Linked DNA regions of Mus musculus: region 1 is linked to region 2. A link is a loop called in an ENCODE intact Hi-C map of the cell type or tissue named here. Cell type or tissue: left cerebral cortex. All regions are shown on one strand. Links, peaks and the distances in the headings refer to the core of each region. The heading gives the core; the rest is flanking DNA. Region 1 has its middle 16 kb from the start of Camsap2. Region 2 holds the start of Ddx59 (DEAD box helicase 59).

What was found. Hi-C counts contacts between places; a loop is a spot of excess contacts. Peaks named below come from ENCODE experiments on the same cell type or tissue, not always from the same donor. Only the 100,000 strongest peaks of a DNase experiment are listed, where the experiment ranks them.
Region 1: it touches region 2 in a loop (2.4-fold over the local background); 3 of 42 quality-filtered maps call a loop at or near these places.

Annotation. Positions count from the first base shown.
Region 1 is chr1:136,353,471-136,369,953 of GRCm38, forward strand. No RefSeq gene overlaps it. Among named protein-coding and RNA genes, the nearest start is that of Camsap2, 16 kb to the left of the region's middle. In left cerebral cortex, for the core only: no CTCF peak of the experiment used is centred there; DNase peaks (open chromatin) are centred at 8,397, 9,264 and 11,457; H3K27ac peaks cover 651 bases.
Region 2 is chr1:136,407,715-136,424,197 of GRCm38, forward strand. Ddx59 (DEAD box helicase 59) reads left to right here and starts at 7,557. Exons shown (of 8, transcript NM_026500.3): 1 at 7,557-7,709; 2 at 8,868-9,682; 3 at 11,696-11,863. The coding sequence starts at 8,879. It overlaps 9230116N13Rik (RIKEN cDNA 9230116N13 gene), which reads right to left and starts at 7,805. Exons shown (of 3, transcript NR_024328.1): 1 at 7,135-7,805; 2 at 5,450-5,963; 3 at 4,202-5,113. In left cerebral cortex, for the core only: a CTCF peak has its summit at 6,755 (motif pointing left); DNase peaks (open chromatin) are centred at 7,513, 9,540, 10,035 and 10,876; H3K4me3 peaks cover 1,460 bases; H3K27ac peaks cover 2,009 bases.

The DNA of each region.
Region 1 (16,483 bases), core at 4,628-12,627, 53 kb before region 2:
ACACACAACACACCTCTTGCCAAAGATGGAGATGATCTTATTCTTCTTAATAATCTTCAGTGATGCCTAATATATAACAAGCCATAGGAACTATTTGTTGAGTAAATGAAGGCATTAATGAAAGAAAAGGTCAAAGACAACAAAATATATGCTAACATACATTCTAGGCCATGAGCATATATAAATGTCAGTAGCTCTCCTTAATTGAAACATTCCATCAGTAAATGGTAGAAGGAGGCTCCCAACTCTTGGGAATAAATAACACTTACCTAACACTTACCAATAAGTCAACAAATTAGTAAGTAAAATTTACAAGACTCGGGGAGGTCTTGGAAGTTACAAAATTCATAAGGACCCCCAGATGTTTGTTAACATTTCTGTACTGTGATAACATAGCTGACTTATGTGGGAATTAAAAATGAGTGATTCTCATTAAAATATTCATTTCCTGTGAAATAATAGTAGTTGTAGATAATGGTTGAACTGTAGTGTGTCCTCATTTCATAAAACAAAACGATTGACAAGGGTCCTTCCTCTCCAGTTGGTTCAGTCATTCATTCACAAACTTGATTACTTTGTGAGACCTCAGAAGCCAGTAATCTAGTAAATGAACCAGATGGCATACTGCTTATTAATTGTAAACAAAAGTAGCCCCTATTGCCTCCAGAAACGCAAAGCAAAAATCAATTATGTGTGCTCCGTATTTGCTATGGAAATTGTTATTGTAATGATTCCTAACATGTTGCTACTGGACCAAGTCATAACACAAGAGCTGAACTTTTCTCTACTTTTGTTTGGTGTCTCAAAATACAAATCAAATCTTTTTTTTTAAAGGCAAGAGTGAAGATTATGCGTAAATATTTGTCGACCTCTTTTAAAATAGAATTTGAACCATCAGCGGATCATAGGAAATGCTCATGTTGTTCCATCCAGCTGGAAAGATACACTACACTTCTTTGTAGTGTTTGATCTTTAAACTAGGATACCAGAAGGATTTGGAATTAACAGAAAGAAAGCATTAGCCTTCCGTCTCCTGACTTCCGTTTGTCGTTGGTTCTTTTCCTCCTAATTTTCTAGATCAAAGAAATGTAACTTCCTGTTTAATGTCTTCTGCTGTCCATTTAGAGGCCTTGGGGAAAACTAGAAGAGGAAATTTGACAAGACAAAAGCTCCTGGCCCCTGAAATGATAACTCTTTACAGGACTTAGACCACTCAGAGAAATTAGATAACTTTGAGAAATACTTTGCTTTTATATTGCTCAAAATACAAGCTGGAATTAGCAAGAATAGCAAAGCAATAAAATGCCTAGAGGGTTAAAGATGTGCAGAGGTAGCCCTTTCCATTCCCAAACTAAAGAGGTTCCTTTAAAATAGCAGAAAATCCCCGAGTGCTTTTGTTAATCCATTAGAGATCAGCTTAAGCAGATTTCCTTTGGCACTGTGGAGCATTTGTTAGATTAAATTAAATGAGCACATTCAGGATAATAAATGCCACTTGTAAGTAAAACTGGTGACATTTTATTCATTTATAAATAGAAGTAAGAACTAATAGTTGCCTGACTGTCTGCAAAAGGCAACATCACCACTCTTGTCCAGCAAGCCTGTGCGTGAATGTCTCCTACGGGGGCTCACCTGGGCTTATTCCTGTGTGTTGCGTAACTGTTTACTTTGTTGAAAATGAGATTTACTGTTTACTTTGTATAAGCCACATAGATGTTTCAGTCAATTTTGTAGGGGGAGGGAGGAACCAGAATGGGAGCAGAGGTGTGGATACACAAGAACTATGACCTGTATTTAAATATTGCCCAGTAAGTACATTTTTTTTCCAATGAGGAAGAGGGAAAGCCATATAAACAACTTAAAAGACTTCTGTATAAAGTCCAGAAAAGAACAAAAAAGGTAAACCTAGAACAGGGCCTCTGGTTACAGTGGAGAATGTTTATACTTACAATTCAACTTCTAATCTCATGATGAAAACAATCCATACTGAATTACCTGATGCAGAAACTACAGGAAAGTGAAAGGACCAAAGGCCTGTGGCTTCATCACCCAGGGGTTTTTTGTATGTCCTTCCATTTCTGTTTGCACTGAGATTCTATCATACCAAACACTCCATTTCACATAAGAAGGGACAGTGATATCTTTGATAAGAGTAAACATCTCTCTGAAACACCAATTTAACGCATAATAAGATTTGATTGTGTGAGTGTATCTTTTTTTTTTACTATAACCAAGTTTTCAGTTAACATATATTTTGATACTTCTCTAATTTCCTGTTTATGAGTGTGTGCTGTGAGGAACGCCCTTACACACTCATCTGTTACATCTGTGCCTACTTTGCTTATTAGTCTCAGATGTGGATGAATTTGGGAATAGAAATCACTGACTCATCCCTGTCTTCAGCTTTATAGAAAGAACAGGGCATGATGGCACACGCCTTTCATTCCAGCACTGGGGCAGAGGCAGTTGAATCCCCGAGTTTGAGGCTGAGAAGCCTGGTCTATCAAACAAGTATAAGGACATCCAGGGTACAAGAGAAACCCTGGCTCAAAAACAAAAACAAAAACAAAAATATTGGTTGCACCAGTTTTATATACAACAGTAATTTGTAAGAGTCCATTTTTTTTGTTTTTGTGTTTGTTTGTTTGTTTGTTCTCAAGACAGGGTTTCTCTGTGTAGCCCTGGCTGTCCTGGAACTCACTTTGTAGATCAGGCTGGCCTCGAACTCAGAAATCCGCCTGCCTCTGCCTCCCAAGTGCTGGGATTAAAGGTGTGTGCCACCACTGAGTCCATATCTTTATTTATATTTTTTAATTGCTAACTAGCTGTATTAAAGATTTCTTCATAATTTTATTGGCCTTTTTCTCATATGAAATCAATTTCTTATTTTTCAAGTTAGAAGGTTCATTAATTTTTTTAGTTAGAATCTTCATCTTTTCATATTGATTTGTGAAAGACAAATTATAATTATCAACTTAATTTATGTAATTATTTATTTTTATTGTATATTTATTTACATATTACACATACATATCAACTCCCTGTCAACCAAATATTGTTACTTTCCAAAATTGTCCCCATATATTGTCTTTCTTCCTTTTTCTCTTTTTTCTTTCTATCTTGGCTTTTAAAGACTTTTTTTTTTTTTTTGATGTGTATGTGTGAGTCTGCATGAGTTTATGTGCATCGCATGGGTGCAGGGAACCACAGAGCCCAGAAGAGAGCATCTATTTCCCCGAACTCGAGTTACAGGCGGCTGCAGTCTGCTGGAAACTAATCCTGGAAGGGCAGTAAGCTCCTAACCACTGAGCCGGTTTGTTCTGGTTTTGCTTTGACTTTGGCTTTTCCTCCCTGAGACAAGAGCTCACTCTATAGCTCAGGCTACCCTGGGCTCACAATAGTCCAGGCTGACTTCATAGTCTTGGCAACTCTCCTGCCTTAGCCTCCTAAGTGCTGGGTTTACATATATGCATGACCACATCCAGTTTCATTCCTATTTTAAATACACTGATTATATTGTTTTGGATTGTTCTTATCTTTTGAGAGTCAAGTGAAAAACCAATTTCTCTTTTTGTTTATGCTGGGGGTAGAACTTGGGTGCTCAAGTATGGGAGGCAAGCATTTTACCACTGAGCTGGCCTCCTTGTCAATCTGTTCTTCAACAGTTTCTACTCTAAATTTTATCCTTAGAAAACATTTCCTCCAGAAACCTTCTACCCTATTAATATACACATGGTGAATGAACAAGAGCACTGTTGCAAACATTTTGTTTCCACTGACACTTAGATACCTGGGTTCTAATCTTAAGGAGTTTTGCTCCAGGTCACTGACACAAGATTTTAATCAAAGTTGTCCTAACAAAGTTGACTGTGGAGATGGTGTTTTCAAAGTATTGTCAAATTGATAGATCTTTTTTCTTCTATTTTTCAATTAAACTCCCACCCCTTTTCTATTTCTTTTGCTGAGACTCTCTCTATATCTATATTGGTATTAATTTTATTCCAGGTGAAATAACAGGAGAGGTTTAATTTTTTTTTTTTTAAAAAAGGCTTGTTATCTTTACTTCTGCCTTTGTCTGGATGAGGGTGTGTGCTCATGAGTGGCCACGGAAGGCAGCAAAGTCAGATCCCCTGGCCTGGAGTTGCAGGAAGCTGGGAGCTGGCAGATGTGGGTGCTAGGAACTGAAGTTGGGTACTGTGCAAGAGCAGTAAGTGCTCTCAACCAGTGACCCTGCCCTCTGACCTTGAATTATTTTTTGTTTGTTTGTTTGTTTGTTTGTTTCAAATGATATCCCCCTTCTGGGTTTCCCCTCCACAAACGCCCCATCCCATCCCCCCTTCCCTTTGCCTCTATGAGAGTGCTCCTCCTACCACCCAACCACTCCTGCCTCACCACTCTAGCATACCCCTATGCTGGGGCATCAAGCCTCCACAGGACAAGGACCTCCCCTCCCATTGATGCCAGATAAGGCCATCCTCTGCTACATATGCAGCTGGAGCCATATCTCCCTCCAAGTTTCTCTTTGGTTGGTGGTTTAGTCCCTGGGAGCTCTGGGTGGTCTGGTTGGTAGATACTGTTCTTCTTATGGGGTTACACTCCCCTTCTGCTACTTCTGACCTTGGTTTCTATTACACAGTGGTATCCTTTGCATCGGATCTTCACAAGAGCTTCTACTATTATAAGTTTTTCTTTGTGGCCATTATTTCTTTTAAAATAAGTTTAGTTTTTTTGAGTTAAATTTTTATAACATCCTATTTAAAAAAAAAAAAAAGAGTGGGGCTGGAGAGATGGCTCAGTGGTTAAGAACTCCGACTGCTCTTCCGAAGGTCCTGAGTTCAAATCCCAGCAACCACATGGTGGCTCACAACCATCCGTAATGAGATCTGACGCCCTCTTCTGGTGCATCTGAAGACATCTACAGTGTACTTAGATATAATAATAAATAAATCTTTAAAAAAAAAGAATAAGAATCTACACATATTCATTACAGACTCTGTTTAAAAAAAAAAAAGAATGTTTCTCTAGGGCAAAATGACTCTTTCATCTATTACAGTGTTTGCTGTGTGCTGCTTAAGCCATGCTTGCATTTTTGCTTCTATGAAAGTAAATTTTTTGCCAGTAATTTTCACTATGCATTGTATAGAAGATTGCTAGGATAAAAGCTGATGCGATAACTTTAATCTGCTACTTTATCCCACAAGAGAACGTAGAGCTGAATATTTTGGCAAGCTTAGGATGAGTTAGTGAAGTGACAGGTAGAATTAGGACCACAGGGACTTTGATACTCCCTTAAAAGGGTAGAGGCTGAGTCTCTGCCTTGAGTGTAGGCTGTACCAAAAGATGCAGTCTCAAAGAATCAGAAAGACGCCTAAGGACAGTGTTCATGACATAGCCACTAGAGATGGGCTGTAAAAAGCATTTTTGCTTCCTCCTGGATCTCTCGAATCAGTCTCCCTTAGGGGAATCCTGCTGTTATATTGGAAGGATACTCAGCAGTCTATCATGGGGCACACTTGGTGAAGAAATGAGGCTGCCCGCCAACAGTCATGTGATGAGTAAATCTGTTTGTCTTTGTTGGGTCTTCAGAGGGCAGCAGTTTACTCTACTGCCTCCTGTGAGATTGGACCCCTGTGATTTAACTAATCTGCTCCTGGACTCTCAACCCGCAAAAACTGTGAGTGATTGCTGGGGTTAATCTGTTATGGAGCAATAGATGACTAATAAAGAGGCTACCGCGGTAAGCCAGAAGACAGGGTCAGAAAAGATTTTTTCTGGCGATACCTGAGTTTGTGCTCTCCCATCAATGACAACGCAAGTGCCCCTTTTGAGTTACTGTTCTGCTCCCTCAGCAACTCTTTCTGATCTTCCTCTCCTTCCCTGCCCTTACCCTGTCTCTCTCTGTGTCTGTCTCAATCTCTCTCCCCCGCAACTTTCTGCTTCCTTTGCTTAATCTAATATCAGTATAGAGTTGCATAGGAAAGGCTGGACAGTGTAACTCAGGGGTAGAACATTTGCTTAGCATTCCCACACACCCTCATACCCTACACACATAACCTTCACACCCTCACTTCAGGGGAAGAAAAAAAAGACTGTAGGAAATATTCTGGATTATTTGGTCCGAAGAAAACAGCTTTGATGATTATATTATTAACCAGGTTCTTCCAATTCTGTGATGCGTTTATATGACAGATGTTCTCCACCCACTCCCAATCTTCCCATGTTAAATACACTTTTAAAGGGAAAAGAGCTTGTCCTATAGCTCTGGATGCTTTTCTCCATGATTTGATGACCTTGTTGATTCTGGGCCTGTGGCAAAATAGCACACATAGAAGGGGCATGTGGTGGAGCAAAATCACCAGAAGCAAGGAAGCAAAAGAGAGGTGCCCACTGCCACCACCCCGCAAGGACATCTCTCAATGACCTCCCATGAAGAGGCCCCTTCTGACGGCTTCACCTCTTCCCAACTGCAAGATCTCAAGACTAAGCCTTGAACACATGGGCCTGGAGGACGTCTGGTGCCCAGATGACTGCAGCCTGTTCATTCTTTTTTGTGCCCACTGTGGATGGAAAGCACAAGGATTCTGAAAGAACTGGAAATATAGTAATCATATTAATATAGTAACCAACTAGACCCTCCCAGAGCTCCCAGGAACTAAATCACTAACCAAAGAGGGACCCATAGACACATGGAGTGACCCATGGCTCCAGCCGCATATGTAGCAGATGCCTTGATAGGCATCAATGTGAGCAGAGGCCCCTGGTCCTGTGAAGGCTCTATGCCCCAGTGTAGGGGAATGCCGGGGCAGGGAGGCAGGAGTGGGTGGGGGAACACCCTCATAGAAACAGGGGGAGGGGGATGGGATAAGGGGTTTCGTGGGGGACAAACCAGGAAAGGGGATAACATTTGAAATGTAAATAAAAAAAAGAAAATCATATTAACATAATAAACAATGTTACTAATTAATGCAATTATATTGGTTACATTATTAATATAATGGTTACTGTTATTAGTATGTTAATAATATTCTGGAAATATCAATTGCACAGTAGAGGTTTAGAGAGCATTTAAAATCAACCACAAAATGAAACAACTATGAGAAGTCCAATTATAGGTTGTTGTTTTTATTAATGAACCAAACAAAAAGAATGTATCATCAAGGCCTCATTGTCTTTTGCCAAGATTACTGACAGAGATGAGACAAATTGCTAAAAACAGTCAAATAGGGACTATTTGTATTGCTTTCCCAAACATTTGCATTACCATGGCAACGTTTCTTACAGAACTGTCCATTGTACCTGCCAGTCAGGTATTTCCAAAAGAAAAGGATCTTGGTAGTGTATGCAATATTTTTGCCTTAACATTTATTCTTGTGGCTCCACAAATAATGGGTTTTAATCACTTTTTTACTCTTTTTGGGGGGGAGGGTTACATATCTCAGCAATCATTCATGAAGGGTCACCAGTTTCAGTTCGTGTCCTATCTCGGGCAATTCATTTCCGTCAATAAATTATTTCACACTTAACATTTCCAATGTATTTCTAACGGATTGCATATCATTTTATGGCGTAATTGCATGTGATAAAGCCATAAACTGCCCATGTCGAGTGTGTTTTATCTGGACTTTATGGGCTCTCCATATGGCTATCTCTCCTAAAACACAAAAATTAATTGTAGGCTATAGATAGAGCTCTATGGTAGGACATTTGTCTAGCACAGCAGTTAGCCATGTGTGGGTCACAAACCCCTCTGGCAAACCTCTATCTCTAAAAATATTTACACTCTGATTCATAACAGTAGCAAAATTACAATTATAAAGTAGTAATGAACATAATTTTATGGTTGGGGCTCACCACAACACGGGGAACTGTATTAAAGGTATAGCATTAGGAAGGTTAACAACCACTGGTCTAGTAGGTGTGAAATCCTGCCTTCAATCCCCAAAACTAAAAATAAAAAAGAACAAACTGTAAAAGTCTCACCCAATGCTTAGTTTTTAATTGGAGTACTGAATGAACAAGCACCTGGCAGGAATTCAACATTCCATTTCTTAAAGGAGTGCCAAGGGGTTAAAGGTTTATTTAGCTCAGTGATGGTGCCCTTGTTCATGCTCAAGACCCCGGATTCTGTCCCCTGTACACACACACCAAACACCCAGGCATAAAGAGTGCTGAGGCTGGGGACATGACTCAGAGAGGAAGAGCCCTTACTGTGCAAACATCATGACCTGGTTTTAAATTCCCAGCATCCACATAAAAGGTTACACATGGCTGTGTGTGCTTCTATCCCCAGTACTGAAGCGGGCAGGAGCGTCCTGGCATCTCACGGGCCGGCCAGCCTTGCTATACTGGAAAGCTTCAGTTCAGCATGGGACCCAGGCAATAAGGCAGAGAGCAATAGAAGACAACTCAGGTCTTCTTCAGGCCTTCAAATTTGTGTGCATGAGTACATGTGCCCACACACTCACACATACACATACCCACCATGTCTTCATTTAAAAAGCTCTTGAGGAAAATTAAAAGCAGCATTCAATTTAGAAAAAAAGAATCATTTGGACTCTGTGTTGCTCCAGCTGATAAATAGCTGCAAAAAAAAAAAAAATCTCAACTCATAGCAAATCATAACTCATAGCATTGAATCGTGTTCTCCAGACATTCCGTGGGCCTGGAGAAAGGGCTCAAGCAAACAATGCCAGGGACAGTTCTGCGACAGACGGGCAAGCCAAGTGGAAGGGTGAGCCAAGAGACCTCCAAGGCTGTTCACCCTGAGACCTCCAGCACTTCAGTAGTTAGTTACAGCTTTATGGAATTAGAAAACAGGGGTCTGTGCTATTTTTAAAAATATATATATTTATTTTAGCTTAGAACATTAAGTGATTTTTTTTAAACCCCAAGATGTTTTTAAAACCGTGTTAACAGAACCCCAGGTACTTCTTTGAAAAAATTGTCTAAAACCAAGTTGCCTCACTTTTTCCAAGCTCTTACCAGATCCCGAACAGGAGCAAAACTATGTTACGTAATGCAGCCTGGCCCAGGGTATGGTTTTGAATCAAATGTCTCATTAAAAGTACTTTTTAAATGCCCCCCACCCCCAAAATGGGAACACAAACAAGAAGAAAGAAAATGAAGCTCAAATGTCTGGTTTGTCTCCCTTGGTATGTCTGTTTTCAGGGTGTAAAGGGTAATCCTTCGCCGCTAAGCCGTATGGTAAACTGGACGTTCCAGCCAAGTTATAAAGCTCTGCAGAGGGAGGCTTAAATGGCAAGTGTTGGGCTGGTCCGTGCCCTCACTGCAGCAGGACTCTGCCCAAACAAAGCCGCATTCATGGGTCCACTCAGCCTTCAAGCTCCAGGCTGTGGCCAACAAAACTGCCGGGGGAGCTGTCAGGGAACACTGTCAGAACTCAGAGCCATTGAAAGGAAGGTAACCAGTACCTGGTGTCTCCCAATGCCCGGACTGCTTAGGAATCAAACTTTGGTCTAGCCAGCAGAATGAATCAGGAGACATTTGTATTTACAATCTAATAAGACTAATTTCAAGCTCCCTGCATCCTACAACCAATTTGGGTTGTGTTTTCTTTAACTTCGTAATTTTTTTTCTTCAGGCATATACCATTTCTGAAGAAGAGAAACCAAATTGCTGTTAGAATGTGCTAGCATTCACTCTACTGGGGGGCAGGGGTGGGGGGAGAAGATAAAGGCAGTGACGTGATGGTTAACGGGACTGTTAAAAACAAATCAGAACCTCTCAGCAGCGGATTAGTATGCGTGGCTGGCTGTGTGCATAACTCAGTAGAAAACTGAGCCTAGGCTCACAAGGCCCAGCACCAAACTGAGTTTGAAGAGTAGATTAATATACAAGTCTCACATTTTTCCTTCTCAACTCTCCACTTTAGCTGCCAATACCAAGTCTACTAAACGACTTCTAGGAAGAGAACCCACACCACATAAGCCCTGTTTCTTCAAAACCTTGAAGAGGACTGGGGAGGGGACTCGGGAGGTAAAAAGTTGCACAAAGACCTGAGATCTGATCCCCAACCCCTCATGACAGCTGGTGTCACAGTGTGCTCCTGAGGGAGGCAGCGATGGGGAAATTGCTGAAAGCTCACTTGAACTGTGCAAAAATGAACAAGAGAGACCCTGTATCAAAGATGGAAGATGAGAACCATCTCTGAAGCTGTTCTTTATCGTCAGATATGTACCATGACATTTGGGGATCCACAGCCATACCATACACACACATATCCCATGCCATGCCATCCCATCCCATCCCATCCCATCCCTTCCCATCCACAAACCACATACAAGGGAAAGAAAAGGTGCATTTTCTGCCCTGGCTGGGTGTCTTAATGATTCTCTTGCACCAGTTTAGCATGTGGAGGTGCAGGAGATCAGAGAGGATGCTGTGGAGTAGAAGGAGTTCTCTGAGGTGCTCTGAGAATGTGAATTTGACCTTCTGTCTACACTTCACCACAGTTAATGTAGGGAACTCAGACTCAGTTTCCTCATTCTGAAATAAGCATGTAGAAGACAATAGACACTGTAAAATCCTCCAGTCTAAGTGAGTTAAGTCACATTCCGCTCATGAGTCTGCCTTGTAATCTTGTTTCTGCATAAAGGACTGTCCTGCTTCTGCACGTTCCGGTTTCCTCCCTTGTAGGTCTGTACTCAAATCCTTTCTCCTCATTTCCTCTTCCTGTCGGCTTCTGTGTGTCCCTGACCCCAGCAACCCTCCTCTCTGTTACAGGCTGTCCCTGCAGCCTGCCTCACCTTTTCTTCTTCATTCCCTCATGTTCCAAAACGTTTCTGTCTGTATTCTTTTACCCTTGTAAAGCAATCCTAGAAAGCTCTGCTTAGCTTTAAATATTTTCTTCATTTCTTGTGGTCCAAGTAAAAAATATTGTTATTAAATCAATATTTCACAAGACATACTTAGTTCAAAATAGTAAAATATTTCTAACATCACATAGCATGTCATTAGTATATTGACATGCGTGTAACTATTTGATGTTATAGATTTAGCAGGATTTTTTTAGTATATTTAAAATGCCCTTCCAAGCTTACAGAAAATAATATTATAAGGTAAAATTCAAATATTGGGGGCTGGTGAGCTGGTGAGTGTTTGCCCACTTAGTGCAAACTAGGGACATGTAGGAAGAGAGACCCTCACTTGAGGAATTGCCTCCAGCAGGCCAGCCTGTGTGGATGTCTTGGGGCGTTGTGCTTGTAGTGGCTAGTTTTATCTCAATTTGACACAAGCTCATCAGCGACCACCTGGCTGCTGGTCCTGGGTTCTATAAGAAAGCAGTCTGAAGGAACCAATAAGCAACATTCACCACAGCGTCTGCATCAGCTCCTGACTCCAGGTTCCTGCTGTGTTTCAGTTCCTGTCTTGGCTTTCCTCAATCATGGACTACAATGTTTCAGACATTTGGTGTATGTGCTTGGCTGAGGAGCCAATGGGGCGAAGCTACCATCTGTGGGATTATGACTGAACGCCTCTAATCCTGCCCAGGCAGCGCCGAAGGAGCCTCGGTTGGCCCCGGATAGCCGGGTCCCGTCCGTCCCAGCTCAGCGGGGTCTCCCCCCCCCTCCCCCCCCGCCGGGCGTCCGGACCGGGGTCTGGTGCGGACAGCCATTCGTTCATCTTGGGAACTGGAAAGGGGGCCGCCCTCTCGCCTGTCACATTGAACATACGTTCGTGTGGAACCTGGCGCTAAAGTATAAGCCATATAGGCCCTCTCCTCCCCAACTTCCTCTTTGGTCATTGTGTTTCATGACAGCAATAGAAACCCTAACTAAGACATTAATTGTCTCTTTTATTCTTTTTGAATTGCTAGTTGATGGAGAAGGGGCAGTCCACTGTGGGCTGGCTCACCCCTGAGCAGGTGGTCTGTATAGGGAATGTAACCGGGCCAGCCAGGGGAGCAAGCCAGTCCCCAGCATTCCTCTGTGTCTCTGCGTCACTTCTTGCCTCCACCTTGATTGGGCTCCTCCACTGGCCTTTTTTCCTCAATGATGGAGTAATGTGGAAGTGTAGAACCCCTGAGCAATGAATGAAGCCCTAGATTCTAATCTTAGCAACATACACACAACACACACACATACACACACACACACACACACACACACCCTTTAGGAGTGAGAGGAGGGCCTCAAGTGTATGTGCTCTACCACTGAGCTGCACACATTCTTACCTCCCTATTTGTGTGCGTGCACATGTGGGAGTTACTCAAGAGTTATGAATATCCATATCTTCATGCTATGTTCATCCTCCACCTAACACCATTTTATATCAGATGTCTTTTTCTTTTCTTCACTTTATAGTTTTAGGGCACATGACTATAATAAAACCTACTGATGTGTGTTTTCAAATTTCACATTAATAATACCATAGCACTTGCAATGCAGGCTGTGATTTGCCTGTGTTGACACATTTGGCTCAACTTTGTTCATCGTGGTGCTGTGTAGAATTCTTTTCTATTAAATTGTGTGACTGCCTCACTCCAGACAAGGCAAAGAAACAGCTCTGATGAGCCAATGAATTTGTCACCATGGATGCAAGAGCATGATGGGGGGCTATTTATAGCAACATGGTTGCCTCAAAGGCGGTTGCATCATCAAAAAGCCCACCCCAGGCTGAGCAACAACTTAAGAGAGGTGCATTTTGGGGGTGCCCCCCCCACCAGCTTGAAGACAGTTCACTGAAGTGGCCTCTTTCCCAATCAGTTCACTGCCTTCCTAAGCTTGGGATAGGCTTTGTGTGATTTGGCGACTTTCCGAGCTGCTTATACCTCTTAAGGCTTTTAGTTTCCTGAGACTTAGGGCCTCCACCTCCTTCTGGGTGGGAATGTGTCAAGTCAAAGGAAAGAATGTGTCAATTCTGAGAGAAAAAAAAAAAGTTGCAACAGTCCTTCCCACCCTCATTTGGCCACTTTACTATTAGTATAAACTTAGATGGTTTCTAAGTTTTCCCTGTTGTAAACCGTGGCAAAAGTAACATCCTATTTATTCAGATGTGTAAGAGTTGGTAAGAACATTCACGTTTTCAAGCTAACTGCACTGTTGCTAAATTGCTCTCAGGCTCAACTGGTCTCATTCAAGGTCCCAGCAGTTAGTGTAGGAGTTTCTCCTGTCCACCCCGACCCAGAGACTTGGCATCATCACATGATTTCCTCGTGTGACTGACATTTTCCCATCACAAGTGTGTTTGAACATTTTCATTTTGTGTTGAGTATGGTACTGTGAGTCCTCCTGCCTGTGTCTCTTGCTATTCTTCTTCTGGGTCATCTCCATTCTACCAGAAAAGTTTCCTCTCTGGATTGTGTGAATAGGTGTGCATTTTCTTTCCAATATGATTAAAGGTACTTCTGCTACCTCTCCTGCTGGATTCCGTGTCAAGTAGATGTATCTTTAATGTATGGTCTATCCTATTTTACAACCCTTGATGTTATTGATCTGATTTTCTGTTCCCACGTTATTGCTAGTTTTAAGTATTATAACCTCCTAGTAAGTTTTCCCACGTGGTAGAGAAAAATTCTTTGCTTTTTTTAAATATTTTGTATTTTTTTATTAATTGGTTATTTTATTTATTTAAATTTTAAATGTTGTCCCCTTCCTGGTCTCCCCTCCCCAAACCCCCCAATCCATCCTCCCTCTCTTTTGCCTCTATGAGGCTGCTCCCCCACCCACACATTCCCACCTCAGCCCTCTAGCATCCCCCTACGCTGGGGCAACAAGCCTCCACAGGACCAAGGGCCTCCCCTCCCACTGATGCCAGATAAGGCCATCCTCTGCTACATATGTAGCTGGAGCCCTTGACCCATCCATGTATACCCTTTGGTTGGTGGTTTAGTCCCTAGGAGTTCTGAGGGGTCTGGTTTGTTGATATTTTGTTCTTCCTATGGGGTTGCCATCCACTTCAGCTCCTTCGGTCCTTCCCCTAACTCTTCCATTGGGTTTCCTGGGCTTAGTCTGATGGTTGGCTGTGACTATCTACATCTGTCTTAGTCAGAGGCTGGCAGAGCCTCTCAGAGGTCAGCCATACTAGGTTCCTGTCTGTAAGCACTTCTTGGCATCAGCAATAATGTTGGGGTTTGGTGTCTACTGATGGGATGGATCCCAAGGCAGGGCCGTCTCTGGATGGCCTTTCCTTCAGTCTCTGCTCCAGTTTCTGTCCCTGTGTTTCCATTAGACAGGAACAATTCTGGGTTAAAATTTTTGATGGGTGGGTGGCCCCATCCCTCAACTGGGGGCTGTGCTTATCTACTGGGGGTGAGTTTTTTGGTTTTGTTTTTTGTTTGTTTGTTTGTTTTTTAAGATGTGGTCTGTGTATGTAGTCCAGTCTAGCCTCAAGCTCATGGGTCTAATGCCTCCGCTACCCAAATTCTGGGGCCTCAGGGAAAGGCCATATGCCCCCTTTGCCTTTGAATTTTCATGCAAATTTTAGAATTCACTAGCCAAATTCCAAAATCAGAGATTAATTTGGAAAACAATTACAATTTAACAATAATGACTTTTCTAATTAGCAAACTATATCTCTATATTTCTCTAGTCTTTTATTTTTCCCATTACTTCTTTTTGAAAAAAAATATACACACGATTTATTTTATTTTGTGGGTTCAAGTGTTTTGCCTGTATTGATGTATGACTGTGCACCACATGCATACATGTGAGTGCTGGGAATCAAACTTAAGTCTTTCATAACCAGTGCTTTGTTTGTTTGTTTGTTTGTTTGTTTTTGACAAGGTTTCTTGTTACCCAGGTTGGTCTTCCTCCCTCCTCCTTCTAAGGGCTGGAATTATATATACATGTATGTCACCATCCATATGGAGTTTTTTTTTCTAATTTTTAATTACACATATTTAGTGTGTGTGTTTCCATATTTTCCCCTAAAAGTTCTTTGACCTCTCCTGTAAGATCTGCTCCTAAAAATTTTAATGATTTTGATACTCCTGATTTATACAGAACTACAACTCAGTTTGCAAATAATCTATGAACTTATAGATTCTCTGTGAGAAAATGGTCATCTGTGAGCCTTTTCTTTTCTTTTTTTTCAAGACAGGGTTTCTCTGTATAGCCCTGGCTATCCTGGAACTCACTTTGTAGACCAGGCTGGCCTGGAACTCAGAAATCCACCTGCCTCCGCCTCCGCCTCCCAAGTGCTGGGATTAAAGGCGTGTGCCACCACCACCCGGCCAGACTTTTCTTTTTTAAAAATATATATTTATTTTATTTTATGTATATGGGTGTTTTGCCTACATGTATGTCTTTGTACCGCTGGTGTAAAGTCCTGAGAGAGACCAGAAGAGGCCTTCAGATTCCTCGGGACTAGAGTTATAGATGGTTGTGAGCCACCCTGTGGGTACTAGGAATTGAACCCAGGTCCTCTGGAAAAGCATCCAGTGTTCTTAACCACTGATCCATCTCTCTAGTCCAAATCTAGGCTTGTCTTTCTTCCTTCCTTTCCTGCCTTCCACATTCCTGTCTTTCCTTTTTTCCTTCGTCTTCTGGTGTGGCTTGAATTTTCTGTCCAGTGAACGACTGGAAGGTGAGACAACGAGTTTCTATGGGTTGCTCTTTATAGAAAGTAAGAGTAACAATTCATAATTAGTATCTTGCCTGTGTAGGGCTTGGGAGGACGACATTTCCAGATTAAAGGAGTTTCTTTCTACTCTAAAAAACGTTCCTTTTCTTTTCTTTTAACTATGAGGTATCAGCTTGGGTGTGGAATGTTAATGCATAAACGTGTTTTCCAGTGTGTTTATACATGAGGTTAGCTGTGAACTTCCTTTATACGCTTCTTTGTCTGATTGTGGCATGAATATAATACTAGTTTCACAAATTATGTTGGAAGGCATTCTGTCTTCTTCTCTCTGGAACAAATTGTATGAAATAGGATTATCTTCTTGCTGAAGGTTTGGCAGAAGTTTCTGGTGAAACCATCCTGGCCTGGTGGTTTTGTAAGAAGAATTTTAACATTTAAATCAATTTATTAACAGCTGAAAGTCTAATCAGGCCTTTTATTTCTCTTGGTTCCATTTATATTGGTTGTATTTTTCTAGGAAAAAATTCCTTTTTATTCTCTATTTTAATGAGATGAATATACCTGTTCTTAGTATTCCCTTGTCATTTTTTAAAGATTTATTAGGGTTTTAGTTGTGTGTCTGTGGGAGGTATGTACACACAAATGCAGGTGCTCACAGAGGTAAAGGGTGTCTGAGTGCCCTGGTACTGGCGTGACAGGCAGTAGTGATGAACGAGTCATCTGCTAGAGCAGTGTGTGTTCTTTATCGCTGGTCTATTTCTCCTTTCCATACTTGATTCTTGGTTTGTGTTTGCTTCATTGATTTTCAATTTTTATTTTTATTGTATGCAAGTACGTGTGTGTCATTGTTGTGTGTGTGTTGTGTATGTATGTGTCGGTATTGTGTGGTTTTATGCACCTGTATGTGCGGGTGTGAGTACAGAATGCTGTGTGGTGACTG
Region 2 (16,483 bases), core at 3,619-11,618:
CTACCTTCGGGGACTCTTCAGTCTTCCTCTTGCCATGAGCAGCTGTCTGTGCAGTGTTGGGGAATTTTTGAGTAAATGAGTGAATGCTAGCCCCCCCACCAGAATGCTCCAGTTGGACAAGTAAAGTTGGATGGAAAAAGTTGTTTCCAAATAAAAGAATACTTGGGTGCTGGAGATGTGGCTTGGTGGTAGACTGCTTGCCTGGCACGTGTAGGGCCATAGAACAATCCCCAGCGCTTCACGGAGAATACGAGTTGGTTCTCTCTATCCACTGCTGAGAAATGTAGAGCCATCATAGGGATCTAAGATCAACCCTTTTAAGTGTTAAATAGCTCTTTGAACTTTTAAAGGCTTTAGTGCCCCAGCCACATTCTTAATTTTGAAAGTAAAAAATCCAACGCAGGGCTTTTATGTCTGACAAATCAATGCACTTTAGCAGGAGCAGGGTTCCCAGTGTGGCAATGGCCATGGTGGCCATGGTGGCTATGGTGGCCATGGAGTCTTCAGGCTTCAATGGCCTTGCTGTGTAAAATCCAGTGAATCCTGTATGTGGCCTCCCATTTGATAAAGTGTACTTTGTAGTTCATTACCAGTCTATTTCTCCTAATCCTCAAATGACATCTTTGCAAAATTTATGATGTTACTGGCTGTGGAGCTATAAAATAGACGTACACTTAGTCATTTCCTGATCTGTCATCTCAGAAGTTTCATTGTCAAGGTACATACTTTTGTGAATAGACCTGTAACCTGGAGGATGTTGGGGGATTAACCCTCGGATCTGTGGGTGTAAAGTCGAGATAGTAAAGAAAAAGAATGACCAGAAAGACCACCTGGATTCATATGAAGGCGACCCATGTTATTATATATGAGTATCAGTCATGCTACTGTAAGTATTAAATTCATCTACGTAAGAGTTTTTATCAAACTGGGCATAGTGTTGCACACTTTTAATCCCAGCACTCAAGAGTCAGAGCTTGGCAGGGCTCTCACTTCAAGACCAGTCTGGCTTATATAGTGAGTTCCAAGACAGCCAGTTACATTGAAGGATACTTTCTCAAAAACAACAAAAAAGAGCTTTTGCCTGTCATCATGTTGTGCTCTATGGTTCTCCTAAGGACAAGCATAGACTGAGCTTAGTCCTGCTTTCTGTGTGTCTCCTGACTCTGCGCACTCCTCCAGGCTCTGACTTGTACTGCTTGAACTCAATCCATCTTGTCTAGACTGGTTTCTTACCCGGTTCCCTACCTCAGACTTTCTTCTCAGCAATTTCTCACGTTCCACACACCCCCCCCCCCAATACTCTGTTCTCCATTGACATGAGTGGGAAATATGTTTTTACTGTTACATGTCACGGGCATTTCCAGTTACTTGTTAGTGAAACATAACTTGAACTAAGCAGACCAAAACCCACTTCTGTTAGTTCCTTGCATGTGCCATAGCAGCACTTTGGGCTTTCTCTCCTTCCTCCTCCTAATCCTCCTCCTCCTCTCCCTCCTCTTCTTCCTCCTCTCTCTCCCCTTCCCCCTCCTCTTCCTCCTCCTCTTCACTTTCCTATTTTAATTGTTTACATTTACATCCATTCAGTCTTTAGATGCCATTTTCTCTGGATAGCATTCCATGGTCTCCCATGTCCATTGTATGTACCATCCTGCATATTCCATGACATCCTGTACTTCCCACAGCACCCGCTTTGTTGGGTTCTGACTGTATCTCCTCTTGTCTGCTCACAGGGTGATGAGGGCAGAAACGATCATGACTTGCTTTTCCATCAATATATCCCCAGGTCTGATTCATGGCAGACTTCATGGATCTACTGAATGAGTAAAGAATTCAACTTATAGCATGTGAAAGCTAAGTGTCAGGAAAAGGTCTTAAAGACTATAAGCAGTAGAGGCCACCACATCCTCGCAATGGTGACACAAATGGGGGGAAACTTAAGACAAATGTAGTGCTGCCAATCACACTTTCCTGCCTGCCTTGTTGTACATGTATTCAGGCTTTCCAAGCTTGTAGAGTAAGAGTAAGGAGTAGCTATAAATTAATAGGTATGAGGATAAAGGTCCCTGACATGAAAGAATGCTCAGCATTGTTATTTCTGTACATGTCTCAACAGAACACGAGAGCAACACGCAGGTCAGCCCAGATGATTGCAACATTGCCTGGTCTAATATTGAGCTTAAGGCAAACTCTCAGGATGGATTCAGAGGATGCATGCATTCCACAACTCTTGTCTAATTGAGTCATTCTTGGGTATTTTCCTGTCCCTCCTTGACATAAAGCAGAATGCATAATAAGACAGCAATAGTAATGCTGTCTGTGATTTCCATGTGGTCTATTACAAGCAATGTTTCCCACAACCTGGCAACCGAAAGACCACCAGGAATCCATTTCCATAAAGAACCTTTTGTGGAGAAAACAAAAATAGAAGCTTAGATGGATCAGACTGTTCTCTGGTGAGATATCTGAAGACATCCCAAACGGGAGCTTCCTATTCAAGGGAAAGCCTAAGACTGGAATGGTCCTGAGGTTTGGCTTATTATCCTATAAGGCGGATTTTTATCTTAAATGTTAAGCTGGCTTTACCCAAGACCCACATAGAAGTGAGTTGCGCTCCCCAGGTAGTGATGAGTAAGTCACCCCACCCTTGCTTCCATGATAACACTAAGAAATATGAGCACTTCAGGGCACAGGTTCAAAGCATCTCTGGGAAAACCAAAGGAAGTTGGGCAGGGCTGGGGAACACGTAGGCATGAATGTTTCTAGGGTTGGGTTTTAATGTTCCCAAAGCTTTCAAAAGGATTGAGAAATGCTGGGAACATTGAAAATGGTGGCTAGAACCGTGTGCCTTGGTTGACATTAAAGAGACCTGCAGGTGGTTGCCTTAGTTTGATCTTCTGTTGCAGTGATGAAATGATGACCAAACCATCTCGGGAGGAAAGGGTTTGTTTGACTTACACTTCTGGGTCTAGTCCATCACTGAAGGAAGTCATCACTGAGGGAAGAAATCAAGCAGAAACGGGAGAGGGGTAGGGGAGGAGGGGGAAGGGACTTAAAAAGAATCATAGAGGAATGTTGCTTACCGGCTTGCTTCCAGGCTAAAATTATTTCATTCACTTTCTTGTGCCACCCACAGTGGGCTGGGCCATCTCACATCAATCATTACTCAAGATGATGCCCTAACCGGCAGCCTACAAGCCAGTCTGATGTAGGCCATTCCTCAATAGAGGTTCCTCATCCCTAGCAACTCTAGTTCGTCATGAGGTAATAAAAGCAACCAGCACAGCATTGTAGTCTAATGAATGTAGGACACAGACCTTGGATTGTGTGACCATGGAAAGTTGTGTACATACTAGAACCCGTTTCTTCATTAGTACGTTGGGGATAAAATTTCTACTTTATAGTATTATACTGAAAATTAAACATGACAATGTACGTTAAATTTCTTGATGATGCCTAGGTAGAGAGAGTTCTTCAGTGAAGACCTGGACAGCCCTGGAAAATGAGCTCCTGTTTTAAAGTCGGTTGAACATGCAGTAGAGTGATATAAAATTATTTCTCCTGCTTGGGTATGGAGCATGGCAGGAGCGGGTGACTGCACTCTTGAGAATGCATTCAAATCTAAAATCCTAAAATATATATACATTAACGTTTAAGTTGCTTTTCTAATACTGATCTTCAAGTTTATAAAAGTAAAGGGCTAGAACAGACCTACCATCTTTATGGAAAGCGGCTGATCTATTTTTAACCATTGATGGACTTGAGGCAAACAGATGAACAGATCTGAAGATCAATATTAAAAAAGAGGTTTGCCCTATTAAATTCCTCCTCCTCTTCTTCCTCCTCCACAGCTTGGCCTCAAATTCTTGACCCCTGCCCTGCGCTTTACCCTCCTGAGTGCTGGGATCATGGTGGTGTGCTGTCAGACCTAGCCATCATTTTTCAACATTCACCATTCTATAGAAATACTGTGTTTCCAAACACCATCATCACATTGAGGCACTGAAAAAGGACAAACTGATTCTAAGAGCTGTACTGAAGATTAATTAAAGATAATTAAGAAACTCCTAGAGAAAGTCAAAGTGGGGGAACATGTTCTTCCAGCTAGCAAAACCTGTAATAATGCTATAGTAATAAGACAGGGTGGTAATGGCATCGGGAGAGATGACCTAGAGGAGAATAATGAGCCCTGAAACATTCTAGTGCATTTTGAAACATTGATACATCCCAGATGTAACATTGACAGTCATTTGAAAAAAGATCCTAGTTAATAACTACTATTCAGACAACTACCTTCTTGCCAACTGAAGTCCAAATCCTCTCCATTCTAATCAAGAAGTCGATCCTTACTTCATAGCAAACACAAACTAATTCCAACGTGGAGCCATGATTTAACTATAAACAAGAAAACCAAAACTTCCCAAAAATCCTAAGAAAAGAAATCTTCATTTTAGGATATGCAAGGCTTTTTGGACATCAAAGTTGCTAGCTACAGAAGAAGAGACAGACAAACCTAAGTACATTAAACTTGTTAAGTTTTACTCATCAAAAGACTCCATAAAGGAAGCAGGAAGAGAACCCAGAGTGGAGAAACAGGCCTGGCATCCCAGTGTTTAGAGTTTCAATCCAGCCTGGGCTGGGGAGGGAGAGTCTGCCTTGGACTACAACTGGCAAATTTTAAATAGAGACTGAATCACAGCCATAGTATTGCTTCAATGTTAAATTACCTAAATTTGAGCATTGTTCTGTGGATACGTGAAAGAACAGCTTTGCCTTTGGATGCTATAATGTATTCTCACACTGTTCAACAACACAAATCCTGTTCCAAGCATACGAACTGAGCCCATGTGAGGAACATGGATGCTTCATTCGTCAAAACTTTTCAGAGTCTGATTCTTTTCAAAGTCAACTTTAAAACTGAAAACATAGGGGCTGGAGAAGATGTTTCAGTGATTAAGAACACTGGCTCCTCTTCAAGGCCCACGTTCCATTCCCAGCACCCACATGGTAGCTCACAACCTTCTGTAACTCCAGTTGTAGGGGTTCTAACATCCTCTTCTGGCCTCTGTGGGCACTGTATACATATGGTTTACAGACATACACGCAAATAAAATACCTATAAACAAAACATAAAATAAGAATTATTATTTTTATTGAAAATAATTTTTCATACCATATACTGTGATCTTGGTCTCCCCTCTCTCAGATCCTCCCAGATCCTTCCCAACTCCCCACCCACCAACCATATCCCTTTCTTTCTCTCTTTCTTTTCAGAAACAAATAGGCAAACAAACCAGAATTTTTAAAAAAGAAAGAAAAAAGGGAACACAGACACACAAAACCCAAAACCTATAATAACACAAAACTAGAAACTGTAATATATAAGCAAAAGACTAGTTAGACATAAAATGCAGAAACAAAGTAATATGAGACAAAATGTCTACAAAAATACCATTGATCTGGTCATCCACTGCTGGGCATGGGATGGCTGTTAAGGGTGGCTGGCTTGTACACCCTGTGAGACTCCAGTGGAGAAAGTTATTTTTTTCTTTGCAAGCAGGTATCAGTTGGAGACAGCTTCTTAGGAATAGGAGCTCATGTCTTCTTGCTTCTCTGTTCTAGGACTCCATCTGTCTTGAACCTATTCAGGCCCTGAGCATCCTATTTCTAGGAGTTCATATATGTGTGTCAGTGCTGTTGTGTCTGGAAGACACTGTTTTCCTAGGGTCATCTCTGGTTCTTACAATCTTTCTGTCTCTTCTCCCTGGCTCTCTGAACCCTGAGAAGAGGGGTTTGATGGAGATTGAGTCTCTGTCTCTGTCTCGCTCTCTCTGGAGAAAACTTTATCTGATGATGGCAGAATGAGGCACTGATCTATGTGGAATGCACAACATAGCAGGAACAAGAGATGCTGCCTCACCGAGGCAGAGAGAACTGGCTTCCCAACGTTGTGCTCTGACCTTCATCTGCAAGTAACAAATACAATTTTAAAAAATTTTAGAGAGAAAGTCAAAGCTGAACACCTCTAAATCCTCTGACCTTACAGTGCACCTCCGAGGGACAAAGGGGATTCTCTATTGGAGGCAACGACAGTGATCTGGGGGCCTTGTTTACAATTACCAGGGGTGTGGCCTGGCTTTGTAGGGGCAGGAGTTTATATGATTGGAAGAGACTTAAATAAAAAGATACAATCTGGCCATGTGGCACATGCCAGTTAACTCCAGCACTTGGAAGGTGGAAGCGGAAGATCAGAAGTTCAGGGCCATACTCTGGTACATAATGAGTCTAACGCCAGACATGAGACCCTTTCTTAGAAGACCAAAATAAGAAAAAATAATAAAGTTATGAATATACATTAAGTTCAAAAGTATTTATTTATATTGGGAATAGGCAAATTACATGTCAGCAAACTCAGGTAAGAGTGCAAGTTTATAACCTTCAAACTCAGAAAAATGCACACATTTACTGTATGTCCTATAGACAAAGGATGTAACGTGATCCCATATTCACATGTGTTATGAAACTAAGTACAGTCTTGACAGGAACAGTATCCCATTTATCTGACCAGTAAAGTTAATTTCTATAGTACATTTCAGTGAATCATAGAAAAAAAAGTTAATAGAGGAAATACTGGGGCTGGAGAGGTGGCTCAGCGGTTAGGAGCACTGACTGCTCTTCCAGAGGTCCTGAGTCCAAATCCCAGCAACCACATGGTGTCTCACAACCATCTGTAATGAGATCTGACGCCCTCTTCTGGTGTGTCTGAAGACTGCTACAGTGCACTCATATAAATAAAATAAATCTTTTTTTTAAAGCAAATACTGGAAGGCTACACATACATAAATATATATGGTATGCATTATTTTTATAACGCTCAAAAGGTAAACAAAACATTGTCAGCCAAATGTATCTACCAAAAATGGCAAGCTGAACACACACCCACACACCATAACGAAGCAAGTAGAATCCGATACAGAAATGCTTTAGCGTTTATTAATTTACTAATGCCAACATAAAAGTCAGAGTTTTGTTTTATTAGTATTTTCACACTTAACGTAGCTGGTAAATTAATTTTGTATGCATCAAATATTGGGTCGAAATGTATCTTTCAAAAAAAAATAACACCCAAAACCTCACCTCTATTTCCCTGCTTCTCCTGTCCAACTTCCTCCCCACCCCAACAGAAGTGCAAGTCCTGGGACCTGTCAGGCTGTTCCAGAAGTTGGCAAAGTGAAGGCCACCCGTTGGAACTAGGGAGACTTTGAAGGTTGGTTTTAGTTTTGGTTTACACAGCGCGGGGCGGAGTGCTGCATCTATGAATATTTGGCATATTAACTACGCCATATCAAGTTGCTCGGATTCTCGAGTTATTCTCAGTATCTGACAGGAGGTTTTCCTGGCCCACTCAAACTTCCCACTTTCTAAGCGTGGAGGGCCCCGCCCTTCCTGGCAATCCTTTCTCACCAGCCTACTCCATGCTAGAGCCTTCCAAAAGGATTCCCACATCTGCCCGCTACCCTGTGCACCGCCCTCCGCAGCGCGTCACCGCGAGGGCGTGGCCAGATGAAGCTCCGCCTCCCGCTGTGCGCAGGCGCGGGGCCCTCAAACCCTGGCTGGGATTGCGGAGCTTCCCGGCTACTCGGCCGGAAACTCGGCCCTGCGCCTGGACCGGAGCGGCCCGAGCGGGAACGGACGCGGCCCGGTCCGCGCGGGTGAGCGTGCGCCGCCCTGGCAGCTCGGGCCTCGGGCCTCCGGCTCCCGCTCCTGTGCTCCGGCGTAACCTGCGTGCTGGACGGCGGCTGCGGACTAAGTCACGCCGCTCGCCGGGGTCCTCGTGACGTGCGCGTGCCTGGAGCGCGGGCCCGCGGGCGGGTGGGGAGGGCGGGAATGCGCGGGATGCGGGCGTTGCCTGGAGCCGGAGGAGGAGGTTGTCGGCTCTGCCGCCCCGAGCGCCCCACCCATTCCCGCTCCTCAGAAGCTTCAGGCGGTTTGGGTGCCATGTTTTTTGTTGGTTTTTTTTTTTTTTAATAGAAAATGGGTACTAGCGATTTCTTAAGTTTTGTTTTGTTTTTGAGAAAATTAAGTTTATTTCATGGTCCCAAAATGTTAAACATTCTTTCCCCAATCACTAATTTGTTCTCCAGAGCAGGAATACTTGGTTTCTAACACTTAGGAATTGTTATTTGAATAAATAAACTTAATTCCTAGGTGGCTGGAGTTTTCATCTGCTTCTGTGTGTGTGTATATATCAGTGTTTTTCTTTGGAATGTGGAACTCAGACTCTCACTTGCTAGCAAAGCACTCTACCACTGAAGTACATTCCCAATCATTCAATATACATGTATCGATTATGCTACCTGATATGTATATCATGTAAATATATACATATATGAACTTAGGGTTGCAGTGACCTACTTTCCCAGGTTGTGAAGATTAGCAAAAAACGACGGAGAATGAGCACTCTTATGTATATAAATATAATTGCATTTTCCCCTTTTGAACTGTTGTTTTGATTTTTTTAAGATTCTTAATTGTGAAGTATCTTCTTGTGTGAAAATGCAATTGAAGGATATGCTGTAGAATTTCTATAATACCTGCTCCATAATAGTACAAGTGATGGGTCAACAGAAACAGGTGGCGTGCACAGCAAGGTTGTGGGGAACCGTAGGCAGTGTTTCATAGGGCAGTGTCTGAGGAAAAAGACTGTATCCCTTCCCCCAGAGGAAATTGATAAGTGGAAGTTGGCTTAAGTAGGGACATGACGGCTTCACTATTGCCCTGAGTAAAATTCTCTGACACAACATCGTATGGGCTAACATGGGAGCTTAATTGAGGGTAAAATATATCTCATGGTGCAATTTCCTCAACAGAATGTTGAAGAATGTTTGTTCCAAGATCTTTGAAAATCAAGAGGAGTTCTAATGATGACCTCAAAAGCGGTGAAGCTAAAAAAAGCAAGCCAGAAGCAGGAGGCCTTCAGGTGGAGGGAGACAGAGATACTCCGGTCCACACATCAGTCACTGAGGAAGCTGTCACAGCAGACAAGCCCGGCCATGCATCAAGCACCAACAGTCCTTCTTGCCAGTTGGCTGAGGTTTCTTCCACAGGACCTGATGAGGGTGTGAAGGACAGCCACCCATCTGAAGAGCCTGTAAAGTCGTTTTCTAAAACCCAGCGGTGGCCAGAGCCTGGGGAGCCTGTATGTGTCGTCTGCGGTCGTTATGGAGAGTATATCTGTGACAAGACGGACGAAGACGTGTGTAGCTTGGAGTGCAAAGCGAAGCATCTGCTACAAGTTAAGGAAGGGGAAGGATCATTAAGACCCAGCAGCCCACAGAGAGTGGCTGCCGAGCCAGAGTCCCCACTGGATGCCTTTTATGTCTACAAAGAGCACCCCTTTATTGTGACCCTCAAGGAGGACCAGATTGAAACCCTTAAACAGCAGCTAGGAATCTCAGTTCAAGGACAAGACGTTGCCAGGCCCATTATCGACTTCGAGCACTGTGGCTTCCCTGAGACCTTAAATCAGAACTTGAAGAAATCAGGCTACGAAGTGCCAACCCCCATCCAGATGCAGATGATTCCTGTGGGGCTCCTGGGAAGGGACATTCTGGCCAGCGCTGACACTGGCTCAGGGAAAACAGCTGCTTTTCTCCTGCCTGTTATTATCCGAGCTTTCTCTGAGGTAATTTACCAATCTGACATGTCTTCCTCTCTGAAACAGACGCGGGATTTACCGAGTTTCATTGTGTGTAACTGATAAACTTGCACGCTGCTGCTTAGCATTTGCGAATTAAGTCACCAAGGTGCCGGTGACTTTGCTTTGTTTCGTGTGTGAAAACATCACTTCAAAGAATATTCCTTTTATTGCTGAACCAAAGATCTCTCTTCCTGGCAGGTCTAAAAATTAATTTCCTTACAAGACATTTTATTTTTAGCAGCTTTTCTATAAAAGAACAAAGTTTTGATCTGCAGGCAAAACCCTGCTTACCAGATGGATGAGCCGTAGCTTATGTCAGCTAAGCCTCTCGGGGTTTGGAGGAACGGGCATAGCATATTAAAGTTATAATGCAGTTGCAGCATGTCACGGTATATTCTTTTTTTTAAAGTATTGATTTAGTTATTTAGTTATATGAGTTGAATGCTCTATTTGCATGTATGCCTGCATGACAGAAGAGGGCATCACATCCTCTTATAGATGATTGTGAGCCACCTGTGTGGTTGCTACGACTTGATCTCAGGACCTTTGGAAGAGCAGCCAGTGCTCTTAACTGCTGAGCCATCTCTCCAGCCCCTAAAGTATATTCTTATTTTTTAATATATATATATATATAATTTTATTTTTGGCTTTTTGAGACAGGGTTTCTCTGTGTAGCCCTGGCTGTCCTGGAACTCACTCTGTAGACCAGGCTGGCCTTGAACTCAGAAATCCACCTGCCTCTGCCTCCCAAGTGCTGGGATTAAAGGCATGAGCCACCACTGCCTGGCAGTATATTCTTAAGTGTAACCCGCAGTTCATCTTTAAATAGTACTGCTGGGCCTGATGGTTGTAGGGTTGTAGACAGCCTAGGCTATACATAGTAAGACCCCCGTCTTAAGCAAAACAAAATGAGAAATAGTGAATAAAGCATTTTCACACACAATTTCACAAATACTGAATGTTTATTTTCCTCGTACATGCCAAGTGTCATCGTCTGAAATGGTTTGGAACCAGAAGGATTTCAGATTTGGGAGTTTTTCTAATTATAGAACATTTGCATAGACTTCACTGGCTGAGCATCCCTGGTTCAGAAATTCAAAATACAAAGTGTTCCAGACTCTGAATCTCTAGAAACAAAAATGATAATTTCAGTTACGTGTACGGGTGTTTTCCTGACCATATGTCAGCGTGCCCCATATGTGCCTGTGTCCTTGGAGGCTAGAACAGGATCCTGGATCTCTTGTAACTGGAGCTGTAGGAGGTGGTGAGCTGTTATGTGGGTGCTGCGAATGAAACCTGGGTCCTCTGCAAGAAAAGCCAGTGCTCTTCCCTATACCCCCCAAGATCTGAAACTTTTGTAAGCTGCGTTGGTGCTCAAAAGTCTTGGTATTTAAAAGGGCATTCTGGTTTCAGACTTCTGGATTGAGGATATCCAACCTGTCCTGGTGAGCCTGTGGGCTATGCGAGTGGCAAGCAGAGTGAGGAGTGTAGGGAGAGAGGAAGGAAAGAAGGAACAGTAGAGGAAACAGTGAGGGAAAGTACTTTAAAGGCACAGCTCAAACACAAGATGGTTAAACAGAGCTAAGGCAGAAAGTAGGATGTGGACGCCTCTCACGTCTCTACACATGAACTTCAGTCCTTTGGCCAAAGAAAGATGTAAATGTGTGAGAGCAGAGAGGGAAGAATTGAGGTACCAAAGTGCCAGGCTTTGGTGGGTCTTCAGGGTGACCAGGAGATTCCGCCTTGCAAGAAGATGACTAGAGATGTGAGCATACCCTTCTCACCTTGTGCGCTCTGTAGCCCTCCTCCCTCTCAGGTCTTTAGCTATACATCCAAGTTGTGTAAGAAATGGGCCATGTTCTCATTTTTGGAGGAAAAATCTGCATGGCGTGAGCAAAAGGCTCCTCACTGGGGCTGATGGTGTCTCGGTGAAGGGCACAGTTTGTGTCAGCAGAAGTTAATTGCCGGGTTTCTAAGTTACTTTTCCCCTCTTCTCAGGATAAAACTCCATCCGCACTCATTCTCACACCGACAAGAGAACTGGCCATTCAGATAGAGAGGCAGGCCAAGGAACTGATGAGTGGTCTGCCTCGCATGAAGACAGTGCTTCTCGTAGGGGGCTTACCTCTGCCCCCACAGCTCTATCGCTTACGGCAGCATGTTAAGGTAAGCACCTGCTTGAGAGAAGGCCTAGGAAGGCTTTGGAAGCAGCAGAGGAACCAGTGCATGTGTGTTTTGTGTGTGTGTGTTCATGTATGCGTGCACGTGCACACACATGTTCTTGAAGGTGTCATCTTAGTTAGCTTTTAGTTTTTTGCCTACAAAGTCTTTTTTTCCCCCCTCAAAGTTAATTTTATAGCCAGGTCTAGTAATTCATGTCTGCAGTCCCAGTGCTGGAGGCTGAAGCAGGAGCATTGCTGAGAGCTTATTATAATCAGCCTGAGCTACAGAGTGAGTTCTAGGCCAGTATGTGCTATAGAGGGAGAGTTTGTCTCAAAAAACAAACAAGCAAACAAACAAACAAACAAAAAACCCTAAAGCAAAGGGTTCATTTTATGTAGAAAAAGAATAGAATAGAATTCACTGCATGCCTGTTTTATACTAAGCTCTGTTGGGCATTCTCCTGCACATTTCACGTAACCATATTTGCCCTGGTCGTAGGTTTCCATATCCTGTCTTCCATGGATGAGAAGGCAGATCTCAGAAGCTGGGGTTTACATAAGTGTTCATAACTAGTAAATAATAATTGCCCCAGCTAGAACCCTCCTTTACCCTGCCCTGCTACCCTTTGCTGTACTGTGGGTACTCTGTGTTTTCTGATACATGAAAGCAGTGTGTCTAATTGTGGCCTTCTCACTTGCTAACAGTGTTGTCGACACTTTGCTTGGTAGCCCCGGTTTTCTTGAGTTAGAATGGTGGTACATGCTTGTCACTTCAGCTTAAGAGAAGGTTGGCACAGGGGCCGACCAGGAAAAGTGGATGGTAGCCCAAGTGCTGCCATTGGTCCCGGGGTCCCCTGCTATTACCTTTTTTAGTTTCTGAGATGGCAGGCAGGTTATAAAGTTCCAAGGGAGGAGCTGAGATGCCAGGGAGCACTATGTGAAGAGGAGACAACAGGTGCTCACCAATGGGAATGAGAACGCTGCAGTATTTAAAAACCTCTGCTAACACCTATCACATCACAATACGTCTTATCAGATGTGTTTGGCAGATTTAAAACATGTAAAATATGGCCAGGTGGTGGTGGCGCACGCCTTTATCCCAGCACTTGGGAGGTAGAGGCAGGTGGATTTCTGAGTTCGAGAAGCCAGCCTGATCTACAAAGTGAGTTCCAGGACAGCCAGGGCTATACAGAGAAACCCTGTCTCGAAAAAAACAAAACAAAAACATGTATAATACACTTGTAAGATACTGCCTATTGATAATAAGTGGGGAATTGGATCATTGATATTCATTGTAGACCTCCACTAATAAAACAGAAAAAAGTAATATTTTGCTAGTGAAAAATTATAAGTTCAGCAGTATATATTTATAAGGTAAACCATTAAAATGCTTTATGAACATTGAATTGGGTTAGTAGAGCTTCCTAGAGTCTCATATAAACGTTTGACCTATTTTTACTGCAGCGCACCAGAACATTATGCATGATGCATGTAGACATGTAGGTACAGTTTTAAGCACCTTTAAATAGCTAGTCTTGGAGGTCAGCCTTCCGTGTATGTTTGCTGGCCTCCAACTTCAGGCCATCCTCCTCAGGCCTCTGAGGGCTAAGCTTGGTCCATCTAGCTGGCTCCATTTTTGTTTTTAGAAGAAAATAGTTAATACATTGATGATAATCTTCAGATTTCAGTATTCAGATATTTAGATGACTGGATACAGTATTTTCATACTTAAAAAAAAAAATCTTCAACTTGAACAGAAGAAGCCAGTACAGTATAAGAAACTTTTCTCCTGGGTTTCATGGAAGTAAGTTTCTGACTTGATCTGCCGTCACTCCTGTACACCTGAGAATGTGAATCCTACAACCACGGATATTATTCTGCATATCCAGAATGCAGCAATTCTGGATTCAGGAAGTTAACACTGACATATTAGTATAGATCAGAAATTATCATGTCATCTGCACTTTGGGGCCCACTCACATTTCAATAATTCTCCACCTCCCTGTACACACTCTGCCCCCCTAGCACAAGAATCCAGTTGAAGTTCCATGTAGTGGCAACACCTCTAATTCTAGCACTATGACTTCTGAGGCTTGAAGATTGAAAGCTAAGGCCATCCTGGCCAAGAGTATTGAAGGAAAATGAGATTTTGTAACTTGTGATTCATGTAAAAGAGTTGTCTATGAGCCCGGATGCCAGGGCAGGGCTCTTGACTGTAAAGATGAAAAAGAATGCAAGGACACAGGCAGGGCTATCTTGTCTGGGTCTACACCATCTGGCCGGAACCTCCCCTCTGTCTACTGCCCCTTGGCGATGGATAAAGTCATACATCAACTGGTTGCTATGTGAACAAAGATAAGCCCCCAGCCCACAGGAACAAAGTCCTGATGCCCTTTGGCTGACATGTAATCTTACTGTTAATGTTTGAATGAGCCAATCCCATACCTTTGTTGAAATTCCTCGCACCCCTATCCCTTTTTCTTCCATAAAAACCCCTAGCTCTGGAGACTTGGGGTCGACTCCCCTGCCTCCTGTGTGAGGTACGTGTCGGCCCAGAGCTCTGCCAATAAAGCCTCGTGTATATTGCAACAAGAAGGATTCTTGCGTGTTCGTGGGTGCACCCTATCCCTGGACTAGAGTGGGGGTCCCCATATCAGGGGTCCTACAGTATAAACATATTTCAAAAAGTAGGCATTGAAAAAATAAATAGGTGCACCAGGATCCTTTATTGTATTTGGATATTGTCTGTGATTGTTAGTGTAGTCAACCTGACAAGATCTTGGGTCACCTGACAGATGGGTCTTTAGGGATGCCTCCAGGGGATTATCTTGATTATATTAATTACTATGGAAGACCCATCTTAATTGCAGTTTGACCATTCCCAGGGCAGGGATTCTGGATCATGTAAAATCTAAAAAGCATTAGCTTTCTGATTGTGGGTATGATATGAGCCGCTGCTCCAAGTCCTTTGTTGCTGTTGCTGCTGCTGCTGCTGTTAGAACACTATTCAGAGACCTGAGGATAGGTTGGGGAAGTCTACACTGTCTGCTGTCCTCCACAGAGCAGATAAATCTTAGGTCTCCTCATCGCTAAGAGCTTGGCCCAAGTTCTCACCAATTGAGACCCAGAACTGACTCTTTATCCCTTAAACTGTTTTACAGGGGTATTTTATTACAGCAACGGGAAAAGAAAGTAAGACATCACATCTCTGTCTTCTTCAGTCTGGTGGCTCTTCAGTCTTTGCATTTTCTTTTTCATGATTTTGACACTTCTAAGAATCACAGGTCTCTTCTTTTTGTTGTTGCTATGATTTTTGTTCTTCCAGACTTTTCTAGAAAAGTGTTTTGCCTGCCTATACGTATATGCATGTGAGCGTGCCTGGTGCAGAGGATCTGGAGTTGTGAGCCAGCATGTGTGTGCTGTGGACAGCAAGTGCTCCTAACCACTGAGCAATCCTTTCATTCTGTTCTTTTTCTTAACTTCTGTATGTACATAGTGCGTGTGTTCGATGTATGTGCACATGTGTGTGCAGGTGTGTACTCCTGTGCACTTGCAGAGGCTGGAGGAGAGCACCAGGTGTCCTGCTCTGTCACACTCTGGGTTCTTCCCTTAGACAGGCTTTCTTACTGAAGCTAGAGGTCCATGGTGCTGAGGTCACAGGCACAGAGGCAGCCATAGCCAACTTCTGTGGGTGCTGAAGACGGGAGCTCAGGTCCTCATCCGTGTACAGCCAGTGCTCTTACCTGCAGAGCCAGCCTCCCCAGCTCCTGCCCCAACCCCGCCTCTCCCTCCCTCTTGGTCTCAGACTTATGGCAATACTCCTGACTCAGCACTGAAGCGCTGCGGTTTCCCGTGTGCTCTCCCATGCCCAGATTTCAAACCATTTTAAAGAGAAATACCGCCTTGTCCTTTTCATTGCGTCCTGTTTGGTGGCTAACTTTTACTATTTCCTTCCTTGAGGTGCTGGGGTGGAGCTCCTGTCTCCTGCATGCTGGAGAAGTTCTCCACCAGCCAGCTCTACCACTGCCTTGCTGAATGCTAACCTGTCTTTTAACTATAAAGTTTATTTTTTCCCTTTTGTGTTTAGCAACTATTTTGGGAGAAGTACTTTGAGATACACAAATGTCTTGTGTTCATAGTGTGGAATTAGGTTTCCTGTTTTATTTAAGACTGTAGCCTTGTGTTGTGATTTGGTTTAACCCTGATTTGATCAGTGGAAGAACCTTGAGCTGGTTTTCTTGGCTTTAGATAAAATCTCTATTATCTCTGAGTACTTACTCTCTACTAAAGGAGGTTCCTGTTTGCCTTATATTTCCCCTGTCAGCACTGGATTTCTGCCTTTCTCAAGGAAGCCTTTAGCAGAGAGACCTACGTCAGGGACTACAGGGGTGCACTTTTTGTTGTCGTTGTTTTTACTTTTTTAAAAGATTTATTTATTTTATATATATGTGAGTATACTGTCATGGTCTTCAGACATACCAGAAGAAGGCATCAGATCCCGTTACAGATGGTTGGGAGCCACCATGTGGTTGCTGGGATTTGAATTCAGGACCTCTGGAAGAGCAGTCAGTGCTCTTAACCGATGAGCCATCTCTCCTGCCTGTGTTGTTGCTTTTGAACCACT